2 separate regions of the Homo sapiens genome follow, and region 2 is linked to region 1. The links are chromatin contacts, found by Hi-C or POLR2A ChIA-PET in ENCODE. All regions are on one chromosome and are shown on one strand. Each heading gives the region's core, a stretch centred on a gene start or an enhancer-like site at or near the end of the contact. The rest is flanking DNA. Distances are from core to core; before and after follow the strand shown.

Region 1 (2,780 bases), core at 97-2,596:
GCTGTTACCACTGGGAAATCCCGGGTAAAGGCCCACAGTATCTCTGCATTATCTCTTATGTGTCTATACAGTCATTTCAAAATAAAAAGTTTAATTAAACAACTAGCTAGTGGCATCCCTTGGCTCTATTTATTTTTATTTTTATTTTTGAGAGGGAGTTTTGCTCTCTTTGCCCAGGCTGCCTCAGCCTCCCGGGTAGCTGGGATTACAGGCATGCACCACCATGCCTGGCTAATTTTGTATTTTTTTAGTAGAGATGGGGTTTCTCCATGTTGGTCAGGCTGGTCTCGAACTCCTGACCTCAGGTGATCCGCCCACCTCAGCCTCCCAAAGTGCTGGGATTACAGGTGTGAGCCACCGTGCCTGGCCATCCCTTGCCTCTTAAGAGAAGCAGTGAGCCTACAAGTGACTCACAGTAAAGCTGGAATCCTCAGCGTCATCTCAGAGTTGGCCCGGCTGGAACCTGGCCCTTGCAGCCTCCCAGCCTCATTCCTGGCCTCTACAATGATTGGGAGCACCTCTCCCTACCCTCACGGGCCTTGCCTCTCACGTCTGTTCCCTCTGCTCCTTGGCCACCTGACCACACCAGCTTTAGAGCTTCCCTCTGGGTGCAGCTGGCTCTCGGACACATAGACACCATATCGCCATCACTCTCCAGGCAGACCGTGAGTTCCATGAATGCAGGCAACGATGCTCCAAGCATCCTCTAATTTCTCCTTTTCCAGAAGACAAAGCTGTGGTTCAGAGAGGTGGAGGAAATGTCAAGGCCACGATACTCAGAGCCTAGCAAGATGCAGCTGAGGTGGCTGGTCTCTAGGACACAGCCCAAGGTGCAGGACAAAGGGGAACCAGGAGGCCAGGGCTCAGGGGAGTAAAGAGCTTGGAAGTAAGAGTCCCATTCAATGACCAGGACACTGAGGTTCAGAGAGGCCAAAGTGCGGTCACTCAGTCAGTCAACAACCATTTGCTGAGCGGCTCCTAGGACACAAGAATCCTTGGGAGATGGCCCCTGAGGAAGGAGCAGCTCTGGCCTGCAGAGACCCTCATGGCTGCCACTTCCTGTGCAAGGTGACCCCGGCCCCTGCCCTTCTGCTCACTTATTAGGGTCACAGCCAGTCACTTGGGCCACACGGGCACAGGACTCAGAGCCCGGCTGCTTCTCCAATCACCTGCCTGCTTTTGGGAACCGAGAACCACAGCTCTTGGATCCTTCCCAGAACCCTTGAGACCCAAGGATTGGACAAAGTGCCCATGTTGAGTTACTCTCATTCTTCTGACAAGACAGGGGAAAGCCACAAAAATACCACACTAGCTAGGGCAGGAAGTGGGTGGGACCAGAGTAGTCATTCCTGTGTGGCTTTGGATGGGGTCCAAGGGTGGTGCACCTTTGTCAGCGTTCAGGCTCCAAGACAAATCCTACTCAACATGTGACCTAACAATAGACAAGACCCAAGGAAATGAAAGCTCCTGGCAGAGAGGCTGTGTGAAACCCTGAGAGTGACCGTCTCTGGGTGGTGAGCTTCCGGGAATTTTCATTTGCTTCTTGATGCTTCTCAGTAACATATAAATTTCTACGTAGAACATTATATTTGCATTTGGGAGGAAAGCCAACCTGTTTAAAAATACAAGAATCGAAGTTGTTCATTGGAGATTCCCAGCCGGGAACTATTGCCCAGTGAAAGCCAGCTGTCTCCATGTCTGTTTACATATGGAAAATTTAATTTCTACTTAGCTGTCCTAAATCTCTCTAATGAAAGATGTGGTTGAGAAACCAAAAAAAGAAGGGATACTGAGTGTAATTCTGCTTTCTGAAAACACATTTTTTGCAAAACATTTTCTAGGTTACTTTAAATTGAAATTACATTTGGTCCAAAGGCAGACAATATTTCCTAAACCTTGGCACTGCCCTTAACTTTACCTGCCTTCCTCCCAGGCAGGCAGCTGGGAGAGTGGACAAGCCCAGATCTGGAACTGTGAGGCCCGTGTGCAGGTGACATTGTGTGAGCCCCTTCACCCCAACATGGGGAAAATATCCCTGGACACCAAGTTCCTGGGGGCTCCCTGGGAAAATGTGTGTAAAATGCTACAGTGTGAGCAGCGAGAAGCTGGCTAGTCATCACTCACTATACCTCATTTCTTAAAAGTTGCTTTAAAAATATGTGATGCTTTAGTCATCTTGGCCAAAGTGGAGAGGCAAGCCCAGCTTCAAACTCTTAGACCAAGTGGCATTTTGAGAGCTTTCCACTCAGGAGACGTAATTACAGAGCGGCTCTGGCAGTTGGCTATGATAACATTAGAGCCTGAAGTGGAAGCGATTGTTTCTTATCCTTAACAAAGAGCCCTGATGTGTCTATACTTACACAAAAGTGCTGCATCTGGTGCATTTTTTTTTTACCCTGTAGGAAAAAATTATCAATGTGTAAATAGAGAATGATATACATTAAAAAATAAGGCAATAAAGGGGTGGCCACGCCCCCACTCAATCAGGCCCTGAATAAAGGATAATTCCAGCATTGTTATGCGGCAGCTGCACAGCGTCAACCAGAAACACTCATATGCCCAGGGAGGTGCGGGTCCTTTCCTATGCACTCCATGTCCAATCCAGACATCACATTCTGCCAAGTGGTATTCTCACAATCACTTGGATCCACCGTTTACTATTCAATCCTTAGTCTAAGCTCCTGATCAACCAGAGGCTATTCAGAATGCAACAACACATGTTTATTTAGGTTTCCTTTAAGGGCAGATGCTGAGCTGGAGGACCTCGGGGGAAGAAGTAA
Region 2 (2,780 bases), core at 118-2,617, 34 kb before region 1:
ACCGGCTCCTTTTCTCTTGCAACATGTGGATTAACATACCTTCCCTTTCTCCCCTCCAGCCCACTTTTCCCCTTTAAATACTGAAGACTTCAAAGTCCTCTTTGGAGAAAGGCACAGGCCACAGACTGTTTTTCTATGATTCCATGTTTATTTCTTCCAAGCATGACCTCAACCTTGGCAAAATAAACTTCTAAATTGATTGAAACCAGTATCAGATACTTTTTGGTTTACAAAAGAAAACTAAAAAACACTGATGAGGCCAGGTGCGGTGGCTCACGCCTGTAATTCCATCACTTTGGGAGGCCAAGGTGGGCGGATGAAGAGGTCAGGGGTTGGCCAGGCGCGGTGGATCACGCCTGTAATCCCAGCACTTTGGGAGGCTGAGGCGGGTGGATCTCGAGGTCAGGAGATCAAGACCATCCTGGCTAACATGGTGAAACCCCGTCTCTACTAAAAACACAAAAATTATCCAGGTGTGGTGGCACGCATCTGTAGTCCCAGCTACTCAGGAGGCTGAGGCAGGAGAATCACTTGAACCTGGGAGGCAGAGGTTGCAGTGAGCCTAGACTGCGCCATTGCACTCCAGCCTGGGTGACAGAGCAAGACTCCATCTCAAAAACAAAACAAAACAAAACAAAAAAACACTGATGAAAGAAATTGAAGAGGATAATGTTTCATGAAAGGGCTGTGCTTGCAGAGACCCCTAAATGCTGAAGGAGTTGAGGAACCAAAGAACAAGGCAGACTAATGTAGTTTCTCAGCAGAGGGTGATTTATTGGGGAACTTACAGACAAGAGCATGGTCTTGGGTGGCCACAAAACAGGTAGATCTTCATGCTGTCAACCCCCAAACCCAGGACTTACATGCCATAGGGAAAGGGTATACAGTGCTTCAGAAGGAGTGTGTAGGACATTGAAATCAACCCCTCAGGGAAAGGCAAGAATGTTGTATTTATCATAGCCTAAGGGCAGGTTTTATGGTAAATATGTGTTTATGGTAACATCAAGGTTGTCATGACCTAAGATTAAGATTTACAGTAAGTACTTGCTCTTATATAAGGAACAGTAATAAGATAGAAATCTTAGAGGCATTCCTGGAACTATGATTAATCAGAAGTCAACATGGCAGATTAGTGTAAGGTAGGTAGCCAGGCAGACATGAGCAGGGGAGCAGGGGCCCCGCCACACCAGGAATATCAGGTGACCATCATCAGGTGATGGTCTTGATAGATGCAGGAGGCAGATAAGAAAGGGTCCCTGGAGAATCTCCAGCCTGCCCCACAAGCATTTATGCCAGATGTTTTTGTGTAGGTAAGGGAACCTGTGCAGGGTCTTGCCTGGGCATGCCCACAATGGACTGGAGGCCCACAGGTACTGGGGAAATGGGGTGGAGCTACCAGGAATGGTGGTAGCTTGGAGCCTTATGCAGGGTGGAGCCTTATGCAGGGGAGAAGCCTGGCCTCTTCAACTAGTGTGTGGTGGCCTGGTATTCAATCTGTGAGGTGGGAGCCTGTTGGCAGGACCCCTCTTTCTTTGCTGAGAGCTTTCTTTTTGTCTAATAAATCCGCCCTCCTCACCCTTCAATGTGTCCTTGTGCCTAATTTTTCCTGGTAATGAGACAAGAACCCGGATTTTAGCTGAACTAAGGAGCAAAAAATCCTGCATTGGTCAGGTGGTTGCTAAACAGCCTCTTTAAAATAATAACTGGTTGCAGCCAGCACCAGGGAAATGCAGTCTCCCAATAGATAGAAAAACCTGAAACAGATAATCAGCTTCCTGATAAGATCTCAAGAGTTGGATAAATGGACTCATGCATGCGCGCTAAGGGGCGAAATGGTGAAGTGTAATTGGTATATGACCGTCTAGGAACACTTGACAGGTACAGGAAGAATGGCTCAAGTGAGCATGCTCACAACTCCAGTAAACACACTACACATACGGCCCCTCCCAAGTGCTGGTGGGCCACTGGGCATGCAGACAGCCCACCACACGAAAGAATCAGGGGCGAAGGGATGTAACTCCCTGGAAGCATGCCAGTGCAGAATACCCCAAGTCAAAGGATAAACGGAGCACATGAATCTCTCAAGTCAGAGAGGAGGGACCTTGGAGTCTGCACTGAGTAGAACTGAGGCACCCATGGCCCTCCTAGACAGGAGGCTCATGAGAGTGGTAGGGCTAAAACCTAACACCATGCAATGTCTGTTGTTTCCTCTGCTTTTTCTTTTTTTTCTTTCTTTCTTTTTTTTTTTTTTGAGACAGAGTCTCGCTCTGTCGTCCAGGCTGGAGTGCAGTGGCACTATCTCGGCTCTCTGCAAGCTCCGCCTCCTGGGTTCACACCATTCTTCTGCCTCAGCCTCCCAAGTAGCTGGGATTACAGGCACCCACCACCACACTTAGCTATTTTTTTGTATTTTTAGTAGAGATGGGGTTTTACCGTGTTAGCCAGGATGGTCTCGATCTCCTGACCTCATGATCTGCCCACCTCAGCCTCCCAAAGTGCTGGCATTACAGGCGTGAGCCACTGCACACAGCCTCCTCTGCTTTTTCAACTAAAATTGGTTGTTTTCCAAAAACCCATACTGCCTATTCTCCTGTTTTCTCTGTGTGTGTTCTGAAATGGCTTGTGCACTCACTGGACTGTCTACCTCGGAGGCAAGTCTGCCTCTTTGTTTTCACTTTGTATGTCACTTGACTTCTTAAACACACACTCCCTGTTATTCATGCACTCATGGCTCTTGCTGAATTTGTGTGGCAGCAAAGACACAGGCTCCCTTGGGGATA

What was found. Hi-C counts contacts between places; a loop is a spot of excess contacts on that map. ChIA-PET counts read pairs that join two places held with the same protein, here RNA polymerase II (POLR2A). Pooled maps may share reads with other maps.
Region 2: a map of PC-9 shows a loop between it and region 1 (6-fold over the local background). The contact joins two enhancer-like sites. A Hi-C loop is called at or near these places in 9 of 168 maps with a recorded cell type or tissue (B cell, CD4-positive, alpha-beta T cell, CD4-positive, alpha-beta memory T cell and 4 more) and 14 of 50 pooled maps. POLR2A ChIA-PET finds 5 or more read pairs at or near these places in 22 of 52 experiments (CD4-positive, alpha-beta T cell, CD4-positive, alpha-beta memory T cell, CD8-positive, alpha-beta T cell and 15 more).

The regions. Positions count from the first base shown.
Region 1 is chr9:92,952,842-92,955,621 of GRCh38, reverse strand. All of the region lies in intron 1 of FGD3 (FYVE, RhoGEF and PH domain containing 3), which reads right to left. Among named protein-coding and RNA genes, the nearest start is that of FGD3, 6.7 kb to the right of the region's middle. RefSeq lists an enhancer at 1,443-1,542. Within about 2 kb of position 1,346, at least 13 of the 41 ENCODE cell types and tissues checked have a DNase peak (open chromatin) inside an H3K27ac peak, as active enhancers do; they include CD8-positive, alpha-beta T cell and PC-9, where a contact is called at or near this core.
Region 2 is chr9:92,986,903-92,989,682 of GRCh38, reverse strand. The region is part of intron 3 of FGD3 (FYVE, RhoGEF and PH domain containing 3); the gene reads right to left. Among named protein-coding and RNA genes, the nearest start is that of FGD3, 41 kb to the right of the region's middle. RefSeq lists an enhancer at 1,051-1,749. Within about 2 kb of position 1,367, at least 3 of the 41 ENCODE cell types and tissues checked have a DNase peak (open chromatin) inside an H3K27ac peak, as active enhancers do; they include CD8-positive, alpha-beta T cell and PC-9, where a contact is called at or near this core.